2 separate regions of the Mus musculus genome follow, and region 2 is linked to region 1. The links are chromatin loops, found by intact Hi-C in ENCODE. Cell type or tissue: heart. All regions are shown on one strand. Links, peaks and the distances in the headings refer to the core of each region. The heading gives the core; the rest is flanking DNA. Region 1 holds the start of Coq3 (coenzyme Q3 methyltransferase). Region 2 holds the start of Faxc (failed axon connections homolog).

What was found. A loop is a pair of places that touch in the nucleus more often than their neighbours do. Peaks named below come from ENCODE experiments on the same cell type or tissue, not always from the same donor. Only the 100,000 strongest peaks of a DNase experiment are listed, where the experiment ranks them.
Region 2: it touches region 1 in a loop (1.8-fold over the local background); 9 of 42 quality-filtered maps call a loop at or near these places.

Annotation. Positions count from the first base shown.
Region 1 is chr4:21,868,809-21,882,925 of GRCm38, reverse strand. Pnisr (PNN interacting serine/arginine-rich) reads right to left here. Exons shown (of 11, transcript NM_001369189.1): 8 at 13,311-13,410; 9 at 12,521-12,574; 10 at 11,318-11,488; 11 at 6,451-9,340. The coding sequence ends at 8,250. It overlaps Coq3 (coenzyme Q3 methyltransferase), which reads right to left and starts at 3,280. Exons shown (of 7, transcript NM_172687.2): 1 at 3,130-3,280. The coding sequence starts at 3,238. In heart, for the core only: no CTCF peak of the experiment used is centred there; a DNase peak (open chromatin) is centred at 3,135; H3K4me3 peaks cover 1,579 bases; H3K27ac peaks cover 1,171 bases.
Region 2 is chr4:21,924,597-21,939,614 of GRCm38, reverse strand. It overlaps Faxc (failed axon connections homolog), which reads right to left and starts at 8,289. Exons shown (of 6, transcript NM_175234.4): 1 at 7,786-8,289; 2 at 2,847-2,982. The coding sequence starts at 8,051. In heart, for the core only: no CTCF peak of the experiment used is centred there; DNase peaks (open chromatin) are centred at 7,994 and 8,334; H3K4me3 peaks cover 2,005 bases; H3K27ac peaks cover 1,281 bases.

The DNA.
Region 1 (14,117 bases), core at 1-8,000:
TACTGACTGAGCCACCTTCCCAGTTCTGGCTTTTAAAAAACAAACATATATATAGTCCCCTGACGTTTATGTACATTTGAATGCTTTCACCTGGTCCCCTTTTTCTTCTTTCATTTTTTCTATTGTTTTGCCCTTCTTCTTTAGCAACCCTGACATTCAACACCTCCTTTATCCTTTTGTCTGATTACCCAGGTCTTTCTTTCCTTTTCTATCCCTTTCTGGTCTTCTTCCTGTATCTTTTTACTTTGACACACTTAGCACATTGGAAAGTAGTTTTTCATTGTTAGTGCTGTGTCCACTGGTGGGCTGTCATTAATTTTTACACGTGTTTATATAGCTTGTATGGTTTGCTGTTGTTGTTGCCAAGTGGTACGTGGGTTAAATGTTCAGAAGGCGATCACTCACTAGGAAGATGCCCCAACCCAGAAGAAATATCCAAACCAACAGATATGCAAATCACAGCATATCAGAAAGCAAGACAGCATGACTCCCCAAAGACCATCCTCCAGCGACAGAACCCAATGATACTGAAAAGTCAAGTACCGGATAAAGATTTCAAATGACTTCTCATGAAAATGATCAATGACCCAAAGAGTATACAAATAAAAAGATGAACCCAATACAGGTCCAAAAGAGGAAACTCGACAACAGAGTGGAAGAAGTCAGCAACGTGGATGAAAGGTCAGCAGCAGCAAAACTACCCCACGCCCAAAATCTGAAAAGAAAAACAAGACAACAAACAAAAACCACAGCCTGAACAAAACAAAACCAACAGAAATGTTAGAAAGTAAGACCTCAGTAAATAAGTAGGTAAATAATACAGTGGAAAACATCATCAATAGAATCAAGTAGAGTCATATAACTAGAGGCCAAGGGTGACTAACACTATATTCAAATGCCAATAAGGAAAAGAACTAAAATGAGATACAACTGAAAGAAGAAATCTAAAAATCATGGGCTAGAAGAACAAGCTGAGATAAACACCAATCACACAGAATATCCATTCACTGGCATCAGAGGAAAAAAATTCCTCAAATCTTCAGAAAGAAACAGATATTCAAAACACATCTGGAGACTTGGAACCCCAAATACCTGCGACTGGAGACAAACCTCTCCATGACATTACAGTCATGTTATCAAAAACAGTCAACCATTGGTTAAGAGCACACACAGTTCTTCTAGAGTTCAGTTCCTAGCACCCATGTCAAGCTGCTCATAGCTGCCTGTAACTCCAGCTCCAGGGGATACAAAATCTTTGGCCTCTGCAGGTGCCCACACTCATGTGCACATACCCTTGCCCCCACATACACATAATTAAAAATAGAAATATTTTTAAACGAAAGTAAAGAAACAATATTACAAACTATAAGAAGAAAAATATGGGCTTGGAGAGATGGCTCAGCTGTTAAAGGGTAGGCTCACAACCAAAAATATAAGAAGAAAAATATGCACAAATCACCTATATAGTCGAAACATGAGACTAACTCCAGCTCTCTTGATCAACAATCCTCAAAAACAAGAAACCATGAAATAAAATACATTCTAAGCTCTTAAAGAAAATAACCATCAGCCAAGGCTGCTATAAGCCAAAAGTCTATCTTTTAAATGGGCGATGAGGGTTGGAGAGGTGGCTCAGCAGTTAAGAACACTGGCTTCTCTTCCAGAGAAACTGGACTGGATTCTCCAGCATCCATGGGGCAGTTTCCAACCGATAGACGTACAGTCCTAGGGAATCCGATGCTCTCTTCTAGCCTGTAAGGACATCAGGCACACACAGCCTGTGGTCTGCAGCTGTAGATGCAAGCAAACACCCATACCCATGCCCATACCAGAAAAGACTGGCAGTGACATGAAGATGTGGTGAGACAAGTACAAATTAGAGCAATGGCATCATGTCAGCAGAGCTGGCAAAGGCACGGAGGAGGTGACTATACGTAAGGGAAGAACATGCCAATCACAACAGCTTGGGAGGCCGAGGCAGGTGGGTCTTCTGATGTATGAGACACACATTAAAAGGTTTCTAAAAAATGGACCAGAGATGTTCTGGATCTCTGGAACAATGACTCGGATTGTTCTGGAAGACAAAGTTTAAACAATAAAAGAGTATAAATGTATATAAAGACAATAAAATCTTATAAAAGACAATAGAAGAGTATAAAATCATCTCTCCAGAAAATTAAAGTTGGAATCGTAATTCCATCTAGATCTCCAAGTTCATTAATATTTATTTATATCTTGCTCTCTTAAAAATTATAATTATTTTTTTCAGTAGTATTTAAATAGGTATTATTGCTGTTACTGTCATATTAAAATTCCCAACCATACCAATCTCTACCATATAGTGGTCATTTTCTTTTCTTTTTTTTTCTTTTTTTTTTTTGTTTTTTTTTTTGTTTTTGTTTTTGTTTTTCGAGACAAGGTTTCTCTGTGTAGCCCTGGCTGTCTTGGAACTCACTCTGTAGACCAGGCTGGCCTCGAACTCAGAAATCCGCCTGCCTCTGCCTCCTGAGTGCTGGGATTAAAGGCGTGTGCCACCACGCCCGGCCTGGTCATTTTCTTGTAAAGGTTGAACCTAATTATCTGCGTACTACTTGCGTTTAAAAATCTATAGCACCAAATGCAGTTAGCTCTTTACTTTATTTGCCAAACAAGAGCATAAATGCCTTAAATTCTTTGGCGGGGACGGTAAGATGGTGAGCAATAAAGTAGTGAGGCAGCGCTAGGACGTTCCCCGTGTGTCTTTCTTGGTTTGGTTTGGAAAGCAAGAACCACCTCCAGGATCCAGCAAGTTGAATGGCGGCTCCCGGGCCACAAGCTCATAGAACGCAAATAAAATAGGGCAAAGGTCGTGGGCTACCCGGCGGCGGCGGCACAAGAGACACGCTCTCCGAGGCCCAGATCCTTAGTCCTCAGCCTTTTTCCCCTGGCTTCTCAGACCTGGAGGGTTGTAGCCGCTGGAGAGAGCAACACCAGGTCCCGGAGGTCACCAGGGATGAGGACGGGGCAGCGCGGCGCTGCTTTTAACCAGACCCCACGGAGCCGGACAGCCCACCGCTCTCTGCCGCGCTTGCGCAGAGCCGCCCCGGCACCCGAGGCGTGCGGAAGAACCTCCGCGCCGGCGACACTCACCCGACCGTGAAGTTAGGCGAGGAGGCTGGGCGACCGCGCTGGGGCACCCAAACCCTAGCGTTTCCAGGAGACGAACCCCACGAGAGCCCAGCCTTCCACCTCTCCACATCGCGACTAGAATCCTACTCCTTTTCCGGTCCCTCCTCACAACAAATCCCCAGCGGAAGGGTTCCGCCTCCTACACTCGCGGATGCCGGCTTTTGCATTTGCATTAGTTAATGTGAATTTGTGGTCACCGTTAACTCGAGCTCCTCTATCAAATTATGTCTGCAATGAAATAAAGAGATGTTCCTAATAAAAGGCCACGAAGACCTACCTACCTTCTCGTCCTACGAGTCACGCCGTGCTGTTTTCGTATTTACGAGCTATCTCCTCAGTCTTGGAAAACCGACTCTAATGCTTAAAATCAAGTACGGAAATGCTTTTTCCGAGAAACCCATTCTCTTTCAATGCGCTCAAGTAATCACAGAGAACAGAAGTCCACATCTAAAGTACATTCTTTGAAACTGACCCTTTATTCTGTTCAGGATACACCGTATGTAGCAGAAAACTCCTTACACTCAGTTTAGACGTTTATTGGAAGTAGAAACGGAGCAGTATGAAAGATTCTAGTATGAATCTAATATGAAGTTCATACTAGTTTTTTTTTTTTTTTTTTTTTTTGTCAACTTGACATTAATTTGATTCACCAGGAAACAGGGACCCTCTCCTGAATTGCCTTCATTAGACTGAACTGCGTGTTTGTGGGGCGGCGTTTTCTTGATTGATGTTCAGCCCTTTGGAAAGTGGAACTGGGTTGTATCTGAAGCTTGCATTTATGGATCTCGCCCAGACTTCCCTCAATGATTGATTAGGATCTCTAAGCCAAAGAGAAAGAAACCCTTCCTAGAGTTGCTTTTAGTCAGTGTTTTATCCCAGCAACTAAAAGCAAACCAGGAACGGTTAAAAAACAAACAACAAAATAAAAAATAATGCCCTCATAAAAAGAAGGGTAAACTCCTAAAATTTAGGGCGTCATTCTACATTTCAGCAGGCAGTGCTGTCCTTTAAATCGGGGAAACTTACTAAGCTCTCATCCTCTGAGCTAAAATACTAACCTCATAAGCTGTATGAAAACCAGCTGCTCTATCACTGTCAGAGGTCCCTGTGTTTGGAGGTATATGGCCATTTCTCCAAATGAAGGTGGAAAGTTTTATACACAAGTTGAAGTGTCATGTTTTTGCTGGATTGACAGACCCACGGAAAATCATGGTTAACACTCTTAAGGACTTCTGTGCATGGACTGTACTTAACATTAAGTGTACACCACACAGCTCCATAGCCATCCCAGTCTCGCTTCAGCAAAGGCAGGAAGTGATATGCTTAAATACTGGTAGGAAGCAAAGAACCCTCTAAATCCCCCCACGCAGCAACAAAACGCTTTTCTGTAAGTTCAGTTGAGCTGTGTCAGAAATAAAATTGTGGTGACTGTAATGCAGTATGTAGCCATTACTGTAGGAAAGTTCCAGAGTAACTCCAGTCTTACTTATGAACAAGCTGTAAACTAGCTCATACATATTTTAGAAAACTCAACACCCATTTAACATTTGCAATGTGTTCTAGTTCTTTAATAAAAAATGAAGGGTAAGTCACTTTATGTCTACACAAGCTTTATCCCTTTGAACAATCTACTACATCCATCCAGCTGAATGAGTTCTTGGACTTACTCAAAAAGTCTATCACACGGTATCCACTCTGAGAAATTCTATATTGCCACATTCTATTTAAAACTGAACTTACAGGGGAGTTGGAGAAATGGCTCAGTGAGGACCCAAGTTTCAGTTTTCACACTGTGACTCACAACCATATGTAACTCCCTATCTAGGGCACCTAACACCCTCTTCAGGTCCTTGTGGGCACCCTAACACAGATATACACTCACTATCACTAGTTCAGTTTAGAAACTTCAATGTTAATTTTTTTAACTTACTATAGGAATTTTTAGCCTTATGCAACTCCTAAAAATTTCCAACTAAAAAGTTTTAAAGCCCAGGGTCTAGAAAAATCACACACACCCCATTAAAGAAATAAATCCCAGAGCCCCTTGGTGATGGTTTAGTGGCTGAAAGCCCTGGCTGCTCATTCACAAAGTTGAATTCCCAGCATCCACAGGACCAGGTTGAATTCCCAGCACCCATATGGTGACTCACAACTGGAACTCAGGAACTCAGAGTGGAGACAAATGAAGGCAAAACACCAATACACATAAAATACATACACATTACAAGTTTTTTAAAAGTTGTAAAGCTCTTCTGCCATTATTCTTCATATTTCTTTAAAATGGACTATATTTGGGCATTTACCTATTGTGCAGTACAAAATCGACAAGACAGTTTACAAAGGCAGAAAACACATACATTACTGGAACTGCACAATATTGATATTTTGGGGCCTTAAAGCAATCTTGTAATTCTCCAAATAGGGTGGAGTCCACCCATATTCACAAAATCACAATGACTCCTACACTAGAGAACGTGGATTCCTTCAGCTTTTTTCATACTTACTATATATGTGCAGGCATGCACGGAGCAAACGTGGAAGAGTTACAGGACAATATTATTTAAATGCAATGGTATTACTGGATACTAAGATTATTATTTAAGTAAAAATATTTGACTTGCAGATTGTTCTACAGCACTTCTAATTCATGTTCGTGTGTGTGTGTGTGTGTGTGTGTGTGTGTGTGTGTGTACCATGTGTAGGTAAGTAAGCACCCACAGAGGCTAGGCTAGAGAGGGGTGTCTTACCCTGGGGGCTGGAGCCACAGGAAGTTGTGAGCCACCTAGTGTAGGTGTGGGGAAACTTAGGTTCTCTGCAAGAACTGTAATAAATGTTCTTAACCACTGAGCCCTCTCTCCAGACTTGCAAAAGGGAATCTTGTAAAGACATTCTGATCAAACAATTCAGATTGACTGTCTTGAAAATTGAATGTATTCATTTTTCAAAAGTGTAATTTTAAAAAGTACTTTATAACCAAAGTTTACATCTAACATTTATATACAATTTAGCATTTGCACCCTAAATTATGCAAGCCCTATTTAAAAAAATTTCCCCACTCAAATAAATACTGTTACATGTAAAGGAAGTAATAAATTTTCCACAAAAATCTTACAGTTGGAAATACAATCATAATGCAGGTGTATCTATTAGTAATCATGAATACTTTGTTGGTTTTAAAAGGTTAGATTTAATGATAAAAAGCGTGCAAATTATTAAGCAAAACTGGCGAATTCCTTTTGATTTTCATTTGTATGTCTAAAAATGTATGTATCATAGCCAGCAGAATTTTTCAGTAGAATTTTATTTTGAAAATAATACTTCACTTGAAGAGTAATCTAAAACACTTTAAGGTATGAAAATTTTATACAACTTATCTATTACAAATTAATCAGAATTCTTCAATTAGATACACTGTGTTAGCTCACCTACATAAAAAATATTGCACATTTTGTCTCCAGATATTACTGATGACTAAATTGTATAGAACTCCAAACTACTTATTCTGTGAAATGGCAACTTTATAAATATTGTAACTAAATGCACTGTAAACAGCCATTTTGGTAAACATGCATTTATTCACAGATTTATTTCCTTTAGATAAATGCGTAACTGCTCAAAATTAAGATGCTATGTCGAGGTACAAGAATGCACAAACAAATCTATTTCTGTCTTCATTTCAAGGAAACACTGATCTTGGCAAAAACCTGGCATTATTTTCAAATGAACTATTGCTGGTAAGAAAGCATAATACTCTGCCTTCTGTGTTCTGCACTGTGCTTCTCTTTCAGTTACAATATGAAAAGCACTGTTTCCAGAGATCAACTATCAATGTGTAAGTGTATCGTCTTAAAAACTCAGACCTGAAGCAGCTGAACACTTGGCGAAATGCCTACTACTCATCAAGCGGGGACTCACGCTAGACCGTTCACTAGCCATGGGTTTTGGAAACTGAGAAAATCAGACCATTTTAATGTTATGCAATTGACACAATCCTGCATAACACAATATTCCACCATTAAGCTGAGGTCATATTATATTTTTAAAATATATTGAATCCTACATCCTATTTCTTAACGGGTAACCCCAAGGTGTTAGGCATGTAGAACAGGAGTGACTATATAGTTCCAGACTATTAGTGTCAAATAGTCATTACAAATAACTCTACTGGTGTAATGGCCTGATTGTTTCCAGCAATTTCATTTTACAGGCGTGAATAACATTTCATACAGAGAATATATTACTTGAATGCCTCCCCTCCCCCCCAAAAAAGGTTAGAAAGCTGATCAGATGGCTTCAAAGAAAAGTAAGGTCATTTTCTGGCCCTTTCCCGAACCCTTAAAATTGGAATTTGACAAAAGTCCATGGGCACAATTTACAAACTTTGACAAACTATTCTTGGAGAAGATGGGAGTAACTTTAAAAACCTGTTATACAAAACTTCAGCTGCCTTTTTATAAAAGTACGTTCCTTAGATTAAAATCATAAAATTAAGGTGCAAGAGTTTAACAAAAATGAACTAAATAGTTTTATTGACATCACAGTACATTCAAGAATATTTTGAGAACATTACAGCTGAAAGAGAAATGGCATATTTATAGTCTTATTAAGTACTATTTCTTGAAAAAAAATGTAATACAAAGAAATCCTATTAAGTAACTTGGAGCAGCATTTGGAAAAAAGACACCTATTTACACAATAAAAAAAAAAAATCTGGTTTCACCTACACAGCCACAATGTGCCTCTATAATGAGACAAGCCCTTAAACTCATGGAATTTTTAAAAACAGCATCATGGCATTCTTGCCACATCATTCCTCAGCGCTTACGACGGGGAGGGGTTGTTGATCTGAAAGAAAAAAAAAGGGAAAAGACAAAATTTAAAAATAAAAATGTATTTATACTTAAAATCTGCAATATAAATAAATACTTTTATACAGGATTTCTAACATTATTTAAAAATATTTAATAAATACCAAACTGAGTTTATAAAAGAGAGAGAGAGAGAGAGAAAGGACACTTTCAACTTTGAATAAATTCAAAAAACTTAAAAAAAAAATCAGACAAAATACTTTAAAAAGTATACTACCTTGATCGGGACTTAGACTTGTGTTTGCGGCTTGCCTTCTTACCAGACCTTTGAGATTTCTCCAGGGAGCGCGATCGACTATGTTTAGGCTTCTTAGCCTTCTTTTCTTTGCTACTTCCGGGGGATTCGGAACTGCTCCTTCCACTAGAATCAGAACCTGAATGCCTTTTACTATCTTTGGTAGCATTTTTCTTACTATCCTGTCTAGAGTCATGTCTTATGACTTTAACAGATATAGAACCACTCCTACAGAAAGTTCTCTCACTTTCTCGCTTCCTTTTTAACCGATCATCCTGACTACTGAATTTAAAATCTTTTTCTTCCCTTTTCTGTTTTTCTTTTCTTTTATCCAGTTCACGGTCCCTTTCCTTGTCTTTCTTTCTCCTGTCTTTATCTACACTTCGACTCCTCTCCTTTTTCCTGTCTTGTTCTTTAGCCTCACCTTTATGCTTATGACTGTTCCCACTAAGATTTCCACGTGGATCCTCAATTTTACGCCTATCTCGACTCCTACTGCGACTGGAACGATTGGTTCGTCTATCCCTTGAGCGACTTCTGCTTCTACGTCTGTCTCTGGAAGGGCTCCGGTTTCTTCGTCTTTCTCTTTCAATGCTACTTCTATTAGATCTCCGCCTATCTCTCAGCTTCCCCCTGGTCCTGCTGCTGTCTACTTTCACTCTGCGCGAGTAGCTCCTGCTCCTGCTGCGTCTAGCTTTCGCTGGGGGAGACCTGCTCCTACTGGGTCTCTTTCTCCGCTTAGGAGATGAGGAGCGAGAGGACGTGCAGCTGCTGCCTGAGCTGGAGCTGTAGGAAGAACTGGAGACGGAGCTGCTACTGCTGCTCGTCCTGCTGCCGCTACTGGAGCTGCCGCTACTGGAGCTGCCTGACCTACTCCCCCGCTCCTTCTCCTTCCCTTTATGCTCTCTTTTGGGCTCTAACACTGACGGAGCTTCGTTTGGAGTTCTTTTCTTGTCATTGACCGCATCACGGTCGGCTTCACTTGCTTCTAGAAGTGATAAACTATTTTGCTCTCTGTGAATAAATTCATTCATCTCTTTTGTAACCCTTTCTGTTTGCTGCTTTTCTTCTGAAACAGAAAAAGACACAGAAAAGCCAAGTAAGAAACGAAAACTTCCCATACTATCAAATTATGACAATAGTTTCTTCATCTTTACTAGAATTAGGGTGCAAACCTCTTAAGTAATTAAAACCTTCTAACAGCTACATTAAAAAGGTATTCCCGGCTGAGAGATGCGAGGTGGTTAAGAGCACGGGTCCTGAGTTCAATTCCCAACAACCACATGGTGGCTCACAACCATGTGTGTCTGGTGTGTCTGAAGACAGCTACAGTGTACTCATATGCATAAAATAAATAAATAAAAAGGTATTGCCACATTTCATTTACCTAATCTATTCAAAGCCTTAATCTTTCCAACACTGCATCAAAGTGACCTGAAACCTCTTTTCACAGCAAATCTTCCAAGTCTAGCATCGCCTACCTATGTCAACACATTAGCTGAGTCTATTCCAAGTACTCAGCGCCCACATGTAGTTAGCTACCTACCATTTGAGACAGGACAGTAAAAGTATCAAGGGGCAGGGGTCCTATGACAGAAGGAAAGACTTCCCTCTTGTTCAGTACTAGTAAGTTAGAGATAAGCAGTGGCCGGGTATGGTGGCTTTAATCCCAGAACTTGGAAGGCAATGGCAGGAGGGTCTCTGTCAACGGTGAGCCAGGTCTGTACAGAAAGCTCCAGAGCAGTGAGGACTACCAAAAGAGACCCTTACCTCAAAGACAAAAGAAACAGACAAACAAAAAGCAAAGCCCCAACAAGAACTACAACAAAATGAGACTACAAGTGATTTTTAGAAAAATTTTTAAAAAGCTCAGTCATTTCCTAAGAGCTGTCCAAATTTTTTTTTTCAAAAATTAAACCCTTACACTCTATTATTCCTTGGATTATCACACAAACACTCAACAAAAACTGTACTTATGTAAGTGTCTTAAAGTGTTTCTATTTCTAATCTTCTATTTTCCCTAAATATCTAGGTTTTTTTTTTCAGTAACTTTAAATATACTCCATCATTACAAAAGTCTATTTTTTTCAAAAGTATATTTTCACTGCAATAATTTGAACATGAAATAAATGTATCTAAGACCCTGGTTTATGATCATGAAGACACCTGGCTCCTATGACAAAGTAGAAAGATAGGAAAAATAGAATGTGATCTCAGCTATAAGGCATCCTTACAATGAAGCCTCCAGTTCTATGCTACAATATTTCTACTTTAGTTTCAAACTAAATCTGTGGCGATACAGGATTATGGAACAACCTCTTACTAAGAGACTGAGACTTTTGCTGGACCTCACATCCAAAGTTAGTTACACCTTGAGGTCACTTAAGACATAGACTCCTTACTATGCACTTCCTGTGCACTCAGATTATTACCCTGCTTTTAAAAGGAAAATGTAACAATCACTTTTCCTTGCCTTGGATTTCTCATGGAATCAACTTTAAGCTAATGCAAAGCTACAATCTTAAATGATTACTCTTCTGCTCCCCTGACTTGGACACGCCTGTACATCATTTGTGACAAGCAGCAAATACAGAAGTTAAAAGCAACTGCCTAAAACTGAATATCAAGTTTGGAAGCAACAATTTATAAACACTGGTTGATAAAGAATGACGTTGTTTATCTGGGTCAGCTGAGATCAGTTAGTGCCAGTGACTGAATCCCTTGTGAAACTGATAAAGATTTCTGTACACTTTTCCATGCTTTCCCCCATGGGACACTTTCTATGCTGTTCAACAGATACAGAGCAAAAGCCTTTGTTAGGGTCAGACAGGTACAGAAGGATAGGCACAGTACAGAGGCGGAGGACACAGTGAACAGTAAGTAGAGAACTCAAATGTGAATTTGCTCTTGCTCATGGCTAAGTGACTCCAAGGGAAAGGTCTTTTATACACTCACGCATACTAGTGCCCTGAAGTAAAAAACATACATTACACGCTCACAAAAGCACATATGAAACTAGAGAAATGCCACAGAAATCTCAGATCACCTTCTATCTGTTTATCTTGTAACAGCTGCTGTTCTTTCTCTTTTCTCCAAAAAGCTTCTTGTTTTTGCCGGATTCGGTGCCGTAACTCTTCATCATCAGTGTCAGATGACTCAGAACCTCTGTCACTCCTCTCATCTTCACTGTCGCCTGATCCATAGCCACCCAGTCCGCCTGTGTGCGTAAAACTCAATCCATCACATGTCACATGCGAACATCACACAAGCCACTAAAAACTCTTTAAGATCAGAGGAGAAACTTTATTTTTTCATTGCCTTTTCCCGGAAGAATATGCGCATTCAGGGTGGGGAGGACAGAACTTCAAAGTTTACGGTTTCAGAATCCTCAGACAACGGTGATAGTAAAATCTTATTCCTTGGACCACTTTACATATTTCTCACAACGAAGGAATCATAACAATGGCTTTTATTGTCCATACTAACCAACAAAAGCATTTAACATGGCAAAAATGAAGTCTTACTACAGTTAAGCCAATTCAACTACCGTAATAAATTGAGAATGATTCTGAAAATATTTCTCAAGTTAATTCACTGGTATAAAAATGGTACGAGTTACTCCCCACCCAGAAGTGATCTCAAAAGTATAATTCCAAAATTACATGGGCATTTTATTCTACCCGTTTCTCTTGCTCCACACAAATTAACATGAAGATGTGGAAAAGGCAAACTCAAGCTTTAGTCTTAATAGCATGCAAATAGCAAACTATGAACACAACATTCCTGTTGTAAGATAAACCCATTTCCTCTAAGTTGAAACTTGATTTGCTCCAACACAATTTATGTAAATCATCAAATTCATTACTGTCTAGGTAAATTCTTATGTATATATGCCATAATCTTAAAAGCGAGTTTAGAAACTACCTAAACTGGGGTAGACCATTATCTATTAAGTATAAACTATGTGTATATAATATATAACATACAATTAATTATACATCATATATTATATACACACTGGAACAATAAATGAGGAACTCCTCAATTCAACTCACCCAAATGAACTACATTAGCTATCCCACTTATAGTCATTCTACTGTGAATGTTTACTCAAAGACACTAGCTAAAGCTTTTAGAGACTGAGTAAGCTGACTTCTAAGGTTCATGAACTACGCAGGAACAGTGCATTTCCCCACAGAACAAGTAGAAAGACAAGCCAGCGAGCCTCCCTTTCCCCGAGGACACTTACCGAGGCCGGTGAGGGAGGCCAGTGCACTGGACTGTGCCAGCTGCTTTGCAGGAGCTTTGTATCACATCAACAACAGGAACAACATGTTAACACAAATAGCCACGATTTCATAGTCATGAGAGTCTACGGTATTGTTAAATCTACTACTATCGCTGCTTTGTGGGGAGAGAAGAAACATTAAAAACATAACATTCATTTGAAAACCAGTAGCATGTCTGGCTTTGAAATTACAATTCTGATGTAAGCTGAAATTGGTTCATGATGAGGAAAAAAGTTGGTAAGTATATTTGTATTTCTTTCTCTGAGATATGGCACATAATTTTTTATTTTCTGTATGTTTTTAAAGTGTTACTAAAATTATAAGGGAAGGTTGTTGTCACTGCTTCCTAAGAATTAAAACTGAAAACTCTGAAGGACTGTTGTAATTCGTTATACATCTTAAATGTACAGAAGTCAGAGATCAATAACAAGACATCTATTTTTAAAAACAAAAACAAAAAAAGCCTCAAGTGAAATAAATTGAACATGAGGAATTTTCTATACCATGTTTTAGAGTATTACACAAGATGAATGCTATCTGTGATTAGGTAGGTCAGAGAAAACCAAGTGCTTCTACGGTGCCACTATGGTATCTATGAGCTGAAGCTTTCCCAAAGAGTTAACACATGCAAAGAGAAAAGATTTAAATGTGTGATAGAAATCCAGAGGACAAAAAAAAAAAAAAAAAATCCAACATCAATGAAATAAAAATTCCCCTACAAAAATGAACCCTAGAGCACCCACAATGTACCTTTCGTTGCTTTCCGATGCGCATCTTTAGCCACGTAATAAATTTCTTCATCTGTGACGTCCAGGAGAATTTCAGTTAGAAGCATCTTTGTCAGCAACATCTAAGGAAGAATATTTTATATAGTTTCTAGTTTAATTTTAATACATTTGATTATTTTCAAAATAATTAAAATGTAAAGCTCTTTTTAATTAAAATATTTTAAGCCGGGCGTGGTGGCGCAAGCCTTTAATCCCAGCACTCGGGAGGCAGAGGCAGGCGGATTTCTGAGTTCGAGGCCAGCCTGGTCTATAAAGTGAGCTCCAGGACAGCCAGGGCTACACAGAGAAACCCTGTCTCGAAAAAACAAAAAAACAAAAACAAAAAATATTTTAAGATCACACTGGTCACTACTAAGGAGTATCTTGAAAAATATTCAAAAAAACATTACAATTTGAAAAAAAAAAAAACCTTCAAATTCATACGTATCAAAGAATGAGTACCTGAGATCTCAGCAGAGCAAAAGCTGAGATGAAAAGAAAAACATTTCTGTGGTTGGGAAGATGGCTAAGTGGGTAGCTTACTTACTGTGGAAGCATGGGGCTTAAATTTGGATTCCCAGCACCTGCAAGAAGCTAGGCATGGTGCCCTGCACCTGTAATCCCAGCTCAGGAGGCAGAGACCTGCAGGTCTGGGAACTAGTTGGCCAACAAGTCTAACCAACCGGTGCTAGGTTCAGTAAGAAACCTTATCTCAAAAGTAACTAACTACATAATATGATAAAGAACATTAGAAATATCTGATGTAATCCTCTGTCCTCCACACATGCAT
Region 2 (15,018 bases), core at 4,034-12,033, 53 kb before region 1:
GGGTACAGATATGTAGGTAGGTAGGTAGGTAGGTAGGTAGGTAGGTAGGTAGGTAGGAAGATAGATAGATAGATAGATAGATAGATAGATAGATAGATAGATAGATAGCACTCAATAGAGTATTAAGACTAAAAGCCAATTCTAAAAAGTCAGAGAGAAAAAAGAATGAGATTACTGTTAAGTTTCTCAGTAGCTGCCAGCAGTTGAGAGGCAAAGACAGGAGGAGGCTTGAATTCAAGGACTGACTCTAGCTACTGGGTACACATGGCCAGCCTACTCTACAGAGCAAGTTCCAGGCCAGCCTAGATTACAAAGTGAGACTGTTTTTAAAAATCGCCACCACCACCAAAGTTCTCAGTAGCAACATCAGAGTAAAAAAGACATTGGGGTAATTAATAATTTCCAAATGCTAAAAGCAAAGAATTTTGAAAAGAAATTTATGATATGTAAAACTGGGGGTAGGGGGAGCGGTTTCGGAAATGCCAAGCCATGGAGACTTACAGAAAAATATTCTCCAAGAAATTTCCCAAAGCCAGGTGTTGGGCACATGCCTTTAATCTCAGCATTCAAAAGGCACAAAGGAAAGCATATCTCTGAGATTTTAAAGCTAGCCTGGTCTAATAATAAGGTCCAGGCCAGCCAGAGCTACATAGTAAGGTCCTGTCTCAAGAAAGAAGGGAAGGAAGGAGGGAGAGAAACTACCCATATAAAAAGATAACCTGTGTAGGATATGTATAGGAAAATGGGTAAATGGATTTAAAACATTTTTATATAAATGTACCAAATGAGAAGCTGCAGGAATGCTATGTCCAGGATGCGAAGCTGGGGTAAGACTCTCAAATCCAATACAAGCAAAGCACTACCCATGAGAAGCCAATGATAGAGCGATAGAGAAAGATATCCCAAGCGAATAAGAACCAAGGGAGAGCTAGAGAATCCACCTCACTATGTGACAAATCCAATTTTATTTTATTTTATTTTTTCTTTTTAGGTATTTTCCTCGTTTACATTTCCAATGCTATCCCAAAAGTCCCCCATACCCACCCCCGCAATCCCCTACCCACCCACTCCCCCTTTTTGGCCCTGGCGTTCCCCTGTACTGGGGCATATAAAGTTTGCAAGTCCAATGGGCCTCTCTTTTCACTGATGGCCGACTAGGCCATCTTCTGACACATATGCAGCTAGAGACAAGAGCTCCGGGGTACTGGTTAGTTCACATTGTTGTTCCACCCATAGGGTTGCAGTTCCCTTTAGCTCCTTGGGTAATTTCTCTAGCTCCTCCATTGGGGGCCGTGTGACCCATCCAATAGCTGACTGTGAGCATCCACTTCTGTGTTTGCTAGGCCCCGGCATAGTCTCACAAGAGACAGCTACAAATCCAATTTTAAATCATCACGAGGGAGATGGTGGCGCATGCCTTTCATCTTGAGAGGCAGCGGCAGGCGGATCTCAGAGGAAGGAGGATCTCCGAGTTGGAGGCCAGTTTGAGCTCGCTCTAAGGCCAGAGTGTGTTCTAAGACAGCCAGTGCTACACAGAAAAACCCTGCCCTGAAAGAAAAAAATTACGCATTTGCATAAAGTCTCAGTAAACTGAAGGAACTGTATCAGAAACTATTTTCTGTGCTCATAACATCAAAATCAATTATAGAAACAAAGCCCCAGTAAACTTCCAGACATTGAGAACTTGTTATAAAGGGAAACAGAAGAGAAAAAGTTTAAGCTGCACAAAGTAACGACAAGATCAATAATACAACAAAATGGGTTAGCCACCTCCAGCATAACAGAGGGAAAGATGGATGTCTTCAAGTTCATTCTTTTGTTTATTCTTTTTATGAAATAGTGTTTATTTCTATTTTCATGTTTAGGAAAAGTTATAAATTTAAATGAAAGTTATAAATTTAAATGAATGTATGTATTAAAAATGATCCATATTCTAAAATCAGTAATTAGTCATAATTAAGATTCTGGCATATTTTCTTTTTTCATGGGGTGAAAATACTTGCAAATTATTTATTACATAAGAATGTGTGTGTGTGTGTGTGTGTGTGTGTGTGTGTGTATGTATGTATGTATGTATGTGCGTGCGTGTATATATGGGTATGTGTGTTTCTTTTTCCTTCTTTTTTCTTGAATTTCTCCCTATAATTTTTTTTTAATTATTTACTTCATGTGTCGGTGTTTTGCCTGCTTGTATATCTGTGTGCCACATGCTTGTCTTGATGCCTCAAGTCAGAAGAGGACATGGGATCTCCTGTAACCGAACTCACACATGATCATGAACTACCATGTAGGTTGTAGAACCGAACCAGGGTCCTCTGCATGAGTCACAAATGCCCTTAACCACCAAACCATCTCTCCAACATCTCTTAATTGCTTCTTTAATGCTGAAATGAACAGGTACTTCCTTAAAAACCACCTGAGCAGAACATAGGGAAGTTAAAATCTCTTCAAAGGCCAGAGCTATAGCTGGGTGGGAGAGCCATGAGGCACTAGCTTCAGGCCCTAGAACTTCCAATCCATTATGCCTTCTAACCCCACATTCATGGAGGACAAAATAACAGATGTAAACCTAAAAGTACCACCAGGCAGTCTCACCAGCTGTTCCATAAGCCTAGCCAAACCTCCAACCAAAGAACACATTAAAAGAAATATTATGAGTCCCTCATTAGAACTGATGGAAAAACAAAAGTCAATAGATCCTGGAGTCACATGTCTCTCTTGCTGACGACTGGGTATGGTTACCTTCAGACCCTGCCTTCTCTGATATCCACTTGTGTGACATTAACTACCCCATCCTCTAGGTGATATCGATGTCGCAAGAATAAAACATATTTGCAAACAAGTACCTGATAGGGTAGGTCAGCCATTCTTAAGTAAGTTTCCATTTTCAAACAGAAAGGAGACAAGCTGGGGACACCATTGTTAGGTCTTGCAAACTGATGCAAAATAATAGCATCTTTGGAGTCGAGCTCTTGCTGTTTCCTGTCAAAACCAAAACAGAAACAGAGAATATAGCCCACCTGTTAGTTTTCCGTTGCCTCGGTTCTCAAGAGGACCCTGTGGGATTGTTGCCCTCTATGAACAAGCAAAAGTGTGTGTGATAGGTCTTACCTCATCCGGGGTTTAGAGACCAGAAGCATAGTGGACATGCGGGAGGGTCTTACGGACTCTTAGATGACTAGAACCCGGTGGCCCAGGGAAGTCATTACAAACCAACCTGCTTTCTTATGTGCAGCCTATGGGCAAGAGGAGTATTTGGGAGACAGGCATTTTGTGGTTACTATGTGTATCACTTGACTGTGTGTGTTTCATGGCCATTGCTTTATTTAAGCTTCAAAAAGAACCTTATGAAGTAGATATAGTACACATAGTTTATGGATGGCAAACACTAGAAGGTGAGACTATTTCAGGCCTTTAATCCTGGCTCTCAGGAGGCTGATACAGAAGGATCACAAGTTCATGGTCTACCTGGGCTACAGAGGATCCTGGGTACAGAGATAGTCACATTGGCAGTGGTCTGTAGAACCTGGAGAATGCCTACATTAGACAATACCCTTCTCTATAAAATGTGGAGCTAACAGAATGGGCAGGCTGCACCATGACCCACATCTTCAGGAAATCTGATACTGAAAATCCTGGTTCCTTTTCTATACTGACAATCACAAGGATTAAATAAAATGGTATCTGTGAACATCAAGCATTAAAAGTGAGCAAAAATGTATTCTTACACAATAAGATATGGTCTTGTTCACTTCCAATTTCACCCAATCTGGCTTATACACCCCTCAGAGACCTATTACAATTTCCACTGTTTTGTGCACCTAACATTTCCCAGTCAGATGAACTCCATTCTCAAGCTTTGGACCCCTCTGAACTTCCCCTCTCCAAATCCAGGTTTAGTCCTACACCTAGCCAAGCAGAAATGGCTTGTCACCATCCACACATGGTGCACACTAGCCTCAGCATCTCCACTTCATAAAACAAGTTCTCTTGGGGTTTACCAACCAAGAGCCTACTCCATTTAAAGACCTCAGAATGACTCATTCTGAAATTACAAGCCAATAGAGTTAAAAGCATTTACTACAAAACAGAGGTTTTCCGTTTGATGAAATGTGTGGGAGGTCGGATATTAAAATCCAGGACCAATTTTGACTATATTAGTAAGCAATACAAATGCTACACTTCACAACTGACTTTGCCCAGTAAAATAATTCACATCACAGTGATGCTTTTATATAAATTAGAGAGGCAAAGGCTTAGGAGCTAAAGGGAGATAAATAGGAAATCCTCTGCCCTCTGAACAGAAGAGTCAAGTTCTGAAGGTTAAGTTAGGCCCTATCATAGTCATAAAGATGCTGATCATGAGCCAACATGTGCCAGTGACTTTATAGACACGGGCCATATTAACCTACTTACTTTTGCTAATAGCACTCTAAAGTGGGCATTGCTAGAGTTTAAATTTGGGACGCCATACCAATGCTCTGTCGTAGACAGGAAACTTCAAAGTCAGAAAGTAACTTGCCCAAGGAACTTCAATTTGAGACCAAGTGTGTCAGGCCAAGAATAGCAGCAGATTCCAACTATTCAGAAGGCAGAGGCAGGAAAATTGCAAGTTCAAGGCCAGCCTAGGCAATTCAGCTAGACCATGTCAAAAAATTGCCAAAAAATGAGTGGAGTGAGGATATAACTCCGTGGTAGGGTACTTGGCTTCCATGGGTAAAGCACTGGGATCAATCCCTAGTACAATCCATATATATATATATATATGTAAATATATGTATATATGTGTGCATATATGTATATATATGCGCACACATATACACACCTCAAAACTGACTTTGCTCAGTAAAATATATATATATATATATACACACACACACACACACGTGTGTGTGTGTGTGTGTGTGTGTGTGTGTGTGTGTGTGTGTGTATCAAAAGGCTGAATCAAATTGAACCCAATCCATGTGTTCCCAGAGGCCACTTTCTACATGTCAGAACCCTCTCCCTAGTTAAGGTCACAGGGTCAGATGAGTCGCTTCCTGTGCAGCTTATCACAAAACAACCTTAGAAGGAGATCTGAATAAGAGAACACCTGCAGAGGCCAGCTGGCTAACAGAAAAGGAGCCTGAGCAGCTCCTGGCCCTGCCTGAGAATATCAGAGATGATCCTGTCTCTGTAACAGGCAATGAGTCAGTCTTAGGGATCAGATGGGGACCCTTTAGCTGGAGAACACAAAGTGCAAATGAGCTCCAGGTAATGAGATCATTACTTAATCATTCGCTTGACGAGCAAACTTCCAGACGCTTGAGTAAATTTTATATAGATGCCACTCTACTCTGGGGAAACAAAGGATTAAGACAACAATTATTTTAAAATAGAACAGTGGAAAAATACAAATAACCAAAGTAATATCACAAATAACTAACCACGCTTCACCAAAAACAACACATGCATTGGTTGTACTCACTAGTTAGACTTAATTAACCTTATAACTTTATTTCCTCATGAGACAAAGCCATAGATTAACGCTAATCTGGGCAACAGAAAGTCCAGGCATGGTAGGGGAAGGTTGACATTGACAATGAACTTAGACAGCGGGGCCACTTTATATTTCCCTCCCACACATGTGATTTTGATTTTGCCTAACTGTACAGAAGTTTAGATTTCTCAGCAAGTGAAAGTTTTCCTCTCTTGTACCCGTACCCATCTTCTGACGCCCATCTTCACTGCTCCTGTCTGCGCCATAGCTCTCTGAAAGCTGGCAGAAAGTTGCATCCTGACCACAGGCCTCCCTTGCCAAGAAATGCCCCCTTTCTCAGTTCTCTTCCTTTCTCCCCCCAACAAAACACCTCAAAATAAGCAGGCTCTCCCAAGCAGCCGGGCTCCACACTGGAACCTCCGTCTTTCTCCTGTCACTGTGTAATCTTCATCAAGGTAAGCTAACCTTCTCCTACTCCTTAGTGGTAGCTGTTACAGACACATGCAATCACAGACACACAGGGAGTACTACTAACTTCCCAAAATTTCAGCTGCCTTCTTTCAGTTTGTATTATAATAGGGGTTTATCAATTCATTTGTCAAGAAACAAAAGTAAACAAACCATAGGTCTTAAAACCCCTTGATCCAAGTAAAGATTCAGAGCTGGGGCTTGTGATCACCACAATGGAGAAGGAGCTAGCCTGGGCAGAGGGCTGAAGAGTGTATAGGGTCCAGAGCTTCAAGGGCGTGGTCTATTCCAAGTGAGCTCCCAAGGCCCTGTTATTTCTGCAAGGTCATCAAAGCCACATTTTGGATTCAGCCATGTGAAGCTTCCACTCTCCACAAACTGGAGAAAGGCTGAGATGCTGAATGGTACAGGGGCAGTCTTCACAGGCTATGGAGTGAAATACAACTGAGAAACAACAGGCTACTGTGTAAAATGCTGCACAGGTGTGGGGTTCTTCATATGGACTGAAACCTGACGTGAAACAGAGTTCTCAGACTGGCACCAATGGGGCGTAATCTTCATGCTATCTCACTTTAAAACTTTTGTGTTTGGCTCAACTAAATTCAAGACGCTGTGCTCAATGAGATATACTGAAGTTAAAATCAACTTCTCAGTCTTCCACTGTGGCTAAATGATATGAAAGCCAACACATTTTTCTCAGACCCAAATGCTTTCTTATCCTTTCAGAGCCAACAAATAGTGAGTTCAGTAGGGCGATCATGGTGTCCTCCTGCACTTCCTGAAGTCCATTAGAGGTCACCAGCCACTTTACAGCCTCTAGAACCATGCTCCTCCTTCACCCTACCCCTGGAAAATATGGTAGGAACACATCCCAGCTCCTTCGAAAATACTGGTCAGAAGAGAAATTCTGAGCTACGGAAAATTGCTCTGCCTCCAATAATCTCCAGAGACTGGGGTCCCAAATGCATGGAAATTTTAACCCAAAATTGACATGCCCATTAGCCAAAGGCTGTCTCAGTACCCAGTGGCATCTACCACTAAAGATCTATCTATGGGACTAGCAGTCCCAACAGCAGGGGCATCCATTTATTGTAATTTTCAAGTCAGCCCTGTACACATTCTGCGGCAGGCAGCCATGAAACTGTTTACAGCCCAGGGAGACTCCCTGTTATGCCAAGTGCTCCATGTGCTAGCGCTGCCCTCAGATCTCCTACCGCTCGCAGAATGATTGTATTTAAGCTTGAAGGTGCTTACAGTTCCACACCAGATAAGCAGGTAAGCAGGTTAAGGCTGCATCAAAACTGAACAGGGTTACACCAAGCTTCTGCAACTGCAGCCTCCTAATAATGTTGACATTTATAAAGAAGAGTAAGAGAGAACTAACCTTTTAGGTAAAGATGAGGTTAATAGTTAATGTTCCAGCATCATTACCCATAAACCAATTAGGCGTTTATAAAAGTGTACCTTAGTATTTCTACAGAGCTTTATTCTATTGTTACGAATGCACTGATTGCAGTTAGACTCTTCCTATGGGCTTTAGCAGATTGTTTATATCCATAACACTGGTGACTCACAGCACTTTGCTTTTAGCATCGAAATGATGGAAGGAAAACGCTTTCTTTCCCTTCCCAATTTAACCCTCCCATCAACTCTAAATGGCTCCTTACAAGTGGCCAGGTGACCGTGAAACGCCTTAGGGGGTTAGAGGATGAGAGAGGACGCTTGGACCTTTGGGCGGCGGGACCTAGGGGCTGGTTCCGGAACCCCCTTTGAGCCAGCCCTACCCGGGCTAGCTGCCCTGGTCAGTGCCCGCTTCGGGGGCCCTCTCTCCGGCTCACCTAATGACCAGGAGTTCGTGGAGCAGATACGCAGCCGCGGCCAGCAAAGCTCCCCCGGTCAAATAAAGGGTTTTCTTCCACCAGGGATCCGAGCCCAGCCCTGCCATGATCCCACCGTAATCCTGCAAAGGGAAAGCGATGATGTCCCCATAAAAGGAGAAGGGCTCCTCGGACCCGGCCCACCAGCCGAAGAAGGAGATGCTCTGGTTCCAGCTCAGGTCCACCACGCACGGCCTGGACGAGGCAAAGCCAACCCCCCAGTGCATGCTGCGCGGCTGGCTCCGGGCGCCCCTCCCAGGGCCCGCGCCGCCCGCATGGGAAGAGGCCGGCGCCCGGGCGAGCGGGCGGGTTCAGCGGTGCGCAGGGGGCGCGGGCGGAGGCGACGGCGGAAGGACGCGGACGGCGAGCGGAGATCTGGGATGGCTGGGCCCCCGGGCCCGGCGAGGCAGCGGCGGCCGCCGGCCTCCCTGGCCGAGGCCTCTCGCAGGCGCTCTTTGTGTCAGCGCGTGGAAAGGGCCACGTGATGTCATTGCTCCCCTGGGCCCGGCAACAGAGGCGGGATAATGTCACCTACCCCGCGCCCTGCCCCCGCCCCGCATCCCCGCGGTGCGCTGCCTCTGCTCGGCCGCAGCTGCGGGGCTGGACGCCCGGGCTCGGGGAGGCGGGCGGCGCGGGAGGCTGCGATGGCTGCGGCTGAGCCGAGCCCAGAGCCGCCGCCCTCGGTTCCACCCGCTCCCGCCCGCAGGCGCCTTGCGGAGCGCAGGGAACTCACCTGCCCTGAGCCACAGACCGGAAACCTTGGGCCAGGGCAGATTAAGGTCGGGAGCGTCTGTCTGCTCTCATTGCTTTAAAGAGCTCAGGTAAGCACAGTCACCTAGGTCCCAGGCAAGGTGCTGATGAAGTGATTGAGGTCCGCCTTGACAAATAACAGCAGAAAGTACTCTAGGTGAGAAATCTTCCCACCTTGGAAATCGTTACCAAGGATATCGCTGATACAGGATGGTCCCTTTGGGTGCTGAAAATTTGTAAAATAAGCAACTGTGTATTAAATGGTTTTCCCACTCTGGGTAACCCTGAAGAGATCGATTAGAGATTGGATTTAGGGCCTTATACATGGCAGGCACGCTCTCTACCAACATGGAATGTTCTAGATCCTTTAAATCCTTAAATGTAGACCATGTGTTCTAGCCAGAGCATGGGCAGTTTCAGTTTAGAGGAAATAAAAATATTGAAGACATATGATTTGTCACAATTTAAAATTCAAGTATGACTATAAGAATACATCTGTCCCCCAATACAGTAGAGACTGGGGTGCTGATGAAAGGGGCTCCCATTTCCTGGATTTCACCCCCTTAGAATAAACAGGTTGTACAGTCATGCTAGAAATAAAACAAAAGATTGTTTACCACCATAGCTAGAGAAGGAGGCCCTACCCAAGTTGTCACGAATTTTAGGGTCATCCCAAAGGGAGTTAAAGACCTCTCAGGATGTGTAGTCTGACATGAACTTCCATGAGAAGGAGACAGCAATCAGCCCAATGCAGTGACAGAGGAGGCCAACAGAAGGCCAGCCTGGGCCAGATACCAAGGAGCTACAGGGTGTCATCCCCCACACACTAACACAATACACACATCCTGCAAGGCACTGCAGCACTAGGTGGGACTAGGGGCATCCTCTCCCACTGAGACAAGATGAGGTGGTCCATTTAGGGGTGCGGGATCCACAGGCAGGCAACAGGCCCTGCACCAGTTGTTGGGGGACTGGAAGACTGACTCTTTAAAGAACCGCTTCTTTTCTTTCGTTTTTTCAAGGCAGGGTTTCTCTGTGTAGCCCTGGTTGTCCTGGAACTCACTCTGTAGACCAGACTGGCCTCGAACTCAGAAATCCGCCTGCCTCTGCCTCCCAAGTGCTGGGATTAAAGGCATGTGCGACCACTGCCCTGCTAAAAAACAAAACAAAACAAAAAACAAAACAAAACAAACTGCTTCTAAATGCGGAATGGACACTCGGATCTCAGATTTGACTGGCAGTAGCTATGCAGTCCTGCCTCATCTCTAAAGGCAGAGCGGGTAGGAGCTAAACCTGAGCGATAAGACCCTCCACTAGGCACTGGAAGGGTGTGAAGATTCCAGATGGAGAGCCACCACCTTTACTCCTTCCCTACAATCACAACTGAGTTTGTCAGTTTTGGTAATTCCTCCCAGTCAAAAGAATGGAATATACCTCTGGCCCTGGGCAGAAAAGGCATTCTGATCTTTCTCTGGCGAACAGAACATGTCATACTTTTGTCTTTCCCCTTAAGAGTTAATTCATCTGGGCCTGTCAATCACTTGGCCAAGAGACCACGCCCTCAGTAAGGCTGATGCTAATGCTGATCATGCTGTCCTCCAGCGCCTCCTGACTATTTTTATGTCCTTTTGTGAAAAAGAACCCAAATAGGGAGTTTTAATTTCCCCTATATTAAAATCACTATTAGTGGTGAACTAATAATTTTTTGAGCATTTTTTTCCAAAATTAAGTCAAAGTGTTGAAAGGGGAGGGAACTAATTAACTGAACACTTACCTACACAGTATTTCACAACATAATTTTTCAGTAATTTTTATTTATGTATGTATTTATTATATCTAAGTACACTGTAGCTCTCTGCAGACGCTTCATCAGGAGAGGGCAGCAGATCTCATTATAGATGGCTGTGAGCCACCATGTGGTTGCTAGGATTTGAATTCAGGACTTTCGGAAGAGAAGTCAGTGCTCTTAACCGCTGAGCCATCTCTCCAGCCCATTTTTTCTTTTCCTTTGCTTCTTTTTCTTTTATGTAGATATTTTCTTTATTTACATTTCAAATGTTCTTGGTTTCCCCTCCAAAAACCTATCTCTCCCCTCTGCCTGCTCACCAACCCCTCCCCCCCCCACACACACACACACTCCTGCTTCCTGGCCCTGGCATTCCCCTACACTGGGACATAGAACCTTCACAGGACCAAGGGCCTCTCCTCTCATTGATGACTGACAAAGCCAACCTCTGCTACATAAGCAGCTGGAGCCATGGGTCCCTCCATGTTTACTCTTTGATTGGTGGTTTAGTCCCTGGGAGCTCTGGGGGTACTGGTTAGTTCATATTGTTGTTCCTCCTATGGGGCTGCAAACCCCTTCAGCTCCTTGGGTCCTTTCTCTAGCTCCTCCATTGGGGACCCTGTGCTTAGTCCAATGATTGGCTGAGAGCATCCACCTCTGTATTTGTCAGGCACTGGCAGAGCCTCTCAGGAGACAACTATATCAGGCTCCTGTCAGCAAGCACTTGCTGGCATCCACAATAGTGTCTGGGTTTGGTGACTGTATATGGGATGGATACTGTCTTAGTCAGGGTTTCTATTCCTGCACAAACATCATGACCAAGAAGCAAGTTGGGGAGGAAAGGATTTATTCAGCTTACACTTCCATACTGTTGTTCATCACCAAGGAAGTCAGGACTGGAACTCAAGTAGGTCATGAAGCAGGAGCTGATGCAGAGGCCATGGAGGGATGTTACTTACTGGCTTGCTTTCCCTGGCTTGCTCAGCTTCCCCTTATAAGCTCAGTTTTCTTATAGAACCTAGGATTGCCAGCCCAGGTATGGAACCACCCACAATGGATCCTCCCCTTTGATCAGTAATGAGAAAATGCCTTACAGCTGGATCTTATGGAAGCATTTCCTCAAGGGAGACTCCTTTCTCTGTGATAACTCCAGCTTGTGTCAAGTTGACACACAAAACCAGCCGTTACACTCCCCAAGTTGCTTTGGTCATGGTGTTTCATCACAGCAACAGTAACTATAACTAAAACAATTTGTAAAGAACAAATCTAATACTGCCCTACTTGCCTGGGAGAGGTGATTTTTCTTTTAATGCCAGGTACTAAACCAATGGTTTTGTATGTGATAGGCAAGCACTCTACCACTGAGCTGTACCCCTGGCTTTTATTTTTTATTTTAAGAAAGCCTAAGTTGCTCAGGCTGTCCTTGAACTTTCCCCCTTTCCAGCTCAGCCTTCAAGGAACTGGGATTACAGACCTGCACTACCAGATCCAGCAATGAGCATTATATCTAGAAGAAAGTCTGTCACCATGAAGTGACTTTATCTATGTGCTTTTTTTAATCTATTGGACTTGAGTGTTTTATAAATCTCTAAGCAGCTCTCAGAGAGCATCTCCTATGAGACTAGCTTAGTACTGAGAAGGAAAATAGGGGACTAATAGGCTCAGATGAGGGAGGGGAGTTGAAAATGCTTCGTTAGAAGGACAGGGGCATCTTTTAATTTAGCAGTGTATTAGTTTGCTAGTACAAAGGACAAAACTGGGGTCACATCTACAGGAGCAAAACAAGCAAGCAATGCATAGCCAGGTAACCAGAAAGGCCAAACACGGTAGGAGGTGAGTTAGACAGGTGTGGGAAAGATAGTCAAGAAGTGAGTGAGCCCTTCCAGAAAATACCAAGTGGAATCAAGTCATATGTTCCCAGAAACTCAAGTGAATTCAGCCACCAGAGCAGATACTACTGATCTTAGTGTGTATAATAGAGCTTTTTAAAAAATTTTTTCAATTCTATAACAAAATATGTCAGCCATGTTAATTTGATTTAAAAGCCATTATTGTAGGCATACATTTTTTTGCAACCTACTTTTAATAAGGGTTCAACCTTTCCCCTAGCCTGCCACTCAGCAGAGGTAGTGGAAGAGAAAGGTTATTGGGATAGTGGGGAAGTGGACCTGTTCTTTGGCAGCAATTCGGTCCCATAGCAAACACTAAATACGATTCAGCAGCTGCAGACCAATCCTTTAGGCAGGCAGACACCATGCACAAACCAGCAGTTACAGTCCAGTCCTTTCAGCAAGCAGACACCAGGCGGCTGTAGTTCAGTCTTGAAGAAAACGCCAGGCTTGCCAACTGGTCTGAGGTGAGGACTCAAAGGGAGCGAGCTGCTGCAGGAACCTCGAGAGCAGTTCTTGGGTGAGTTTCTCTCAGTGGGAGTGTTATCACAAATTGAGCTCAACCATGCTTATGTACGGTAAACCAAAGTATGCGTGTTTTTTTCGAAGAATAGCAAGGTAGAGCAAACCAATCCAAAGCTCAGTGCTGGTCCGCCACTGACTGTGGGGTCATGTTTATACTGCGCCATTACAGGTCCTTGCACAGGTTTGCTATATCAACACATCCTTTCACCTATGTCTGCTTCAGGAAAGCATTCTTTCACGTGCTTGCTTTAGCAAGACATCACCTGTGTGCCCCAGCAAAAACATCATTTGGCATAACTAACTTTCCAAAGAACTACAAGTTTCCACTTCACACTATTTATCTCACATTTTGGGGGAGACTAGAGTCTCTCTCCCTCCAGGAAAAAAACAAAACAAAACAGCATAATGCTGGTTGTGGCAAGGACTCCATGCCAAATGGCAGGGTGCTTGTAAGAGAAAGCAGTCCCATCTGGATAGAGGAAACCATAGGAGACACAGGCAGGCCGTGGTTAAATAAATTCTCAGTAACTCACTCCAGGACACCAGTTTGTCCTTTAGGTGAACTAAGAACATCACACTAGCCATGCCTCTTAAAGGTTCCTTACCACCATCATCTTGAGGACCAAACCTAAATAGAGAGATTGTGGGGAAACAGATCACAGCACTGAGTGAGCACAGTCAAGTCCTGAGGAGGCCGACACTTGATACTTGATGAATCTCTCTCTCTCTCTCTCTCTCTCTCTCTCTCTCTCTCTCTCTCTCTCTGTGTGTGTGTGTGTGTGTGTGTGTGTGTGTAACCCTGGCTCTTGGAACTTGATCTGTAGACCTCCATCTCAGGTCCCTGCATGTCTCTTCTTCCCAGGTGCTGGGGTTAAAGGGCAGCACCACCACACTGGCTTGGGTAAGCTGTACTCTTGATAGTTCTGAAAGTGTTTGCTTCGTCCTCTCTACCCGTACCACTCAGGATGTTCTGGAAAAGCTTCATCTTCCCTAGTTAGAACCTGAGTAACCAGGGTCTCCTTACAGTTTAATGCCTGTGCTTCTCTGGACACCTGAAATCTCAACAATATGGCCACCTAAACAAGATAGGAACAACGGCAACACCAGTTCATCTGCCAATGTGGATAAGAAGAATCTCACAGGGCCCCACCCCGAGACAAAGAGCCACAGGCAATCAAGGAACACCAATAGAGGAAGAATTAGTCTTCCCTAGGGATGAGCCCTCCAATTAACTATCTGATATAAAGTGGCCAGCCCTAAAAACATATGAGCAACAACATATAAACTCTCTGTGTGTGTGTGTGTGTGTGTGTGTGTTTAATAATAATAAAGATCCCACCCCTTGACGGGGTACAGGAGAGCTGGCCCCACTACTCACTGGCTGCAGCACTCAGGTGAGCAGGCCTGAACTTCACCTCACCTGGGCAACAAGGTAGAGCTGGCCCTGCCCCTCGCCTGGGCAAAGCAGGAAAGCTGGCCCTGGTGGTGTGGGCAAAGGCGATCTGGTGTGCTGACCAACTTAACTACCACCCAGGCCAAGATCCAGGGCTTTGAGTTGGCCTACCCCAAGATCTACCCCATCTATGATCTGCTAAAGTATATGAAGGGGCCAGTTCTACACAACCAAAGCTGCAGGATCCGCAATGACACAGGGCAAAAACAGGATATCCAAGAGGAGTCCCAGTGAGGATCCAGTACTGATGGTATAGCAGAACCCAGAGGCTTCCTCCCAGACCAGTGACTTATCACGATGAACATCTGTAAGTAAAGCTGTTTGGGCAAAAGGGTATATACTGTGTGGCACACCACAGCTTCCACAGAGAGATATTTGGGGGTGGGGTAGGGGCGTTGAATATGCTTGGCCCAGGGATTAGCACTATTTGGAGATGTGGCCTTGGAGGAAGTGTGTCACTGTGCGTGTGGGCTTTAAGACCCTCATCCTAGCTGCCTGGAAGTCAGTCTTCTCTTAGCTACCTTCAGAACAAGATGCAGAACTCTCAGCTCCTCCAGCACCATGCATGGATGCCTTGATGATAATGGATGGAACCTCTGAGCCTGTAAGCCAGCCCCAGTTAAATGCTGTCCTTTGTAAGAGTTGCCTTGGTCATTGTGTCTCTTCACAGCAATGGAAATCCTAAGATGTGACAGGTGTTGGTTTTATTTGTTTTTTTTTGGGGGGGGGGAGGGGAGGTTGCAAGAAAGAAAAGCAGATATGAGGAGATGGGGAGATGAGTAGGTTCAGGG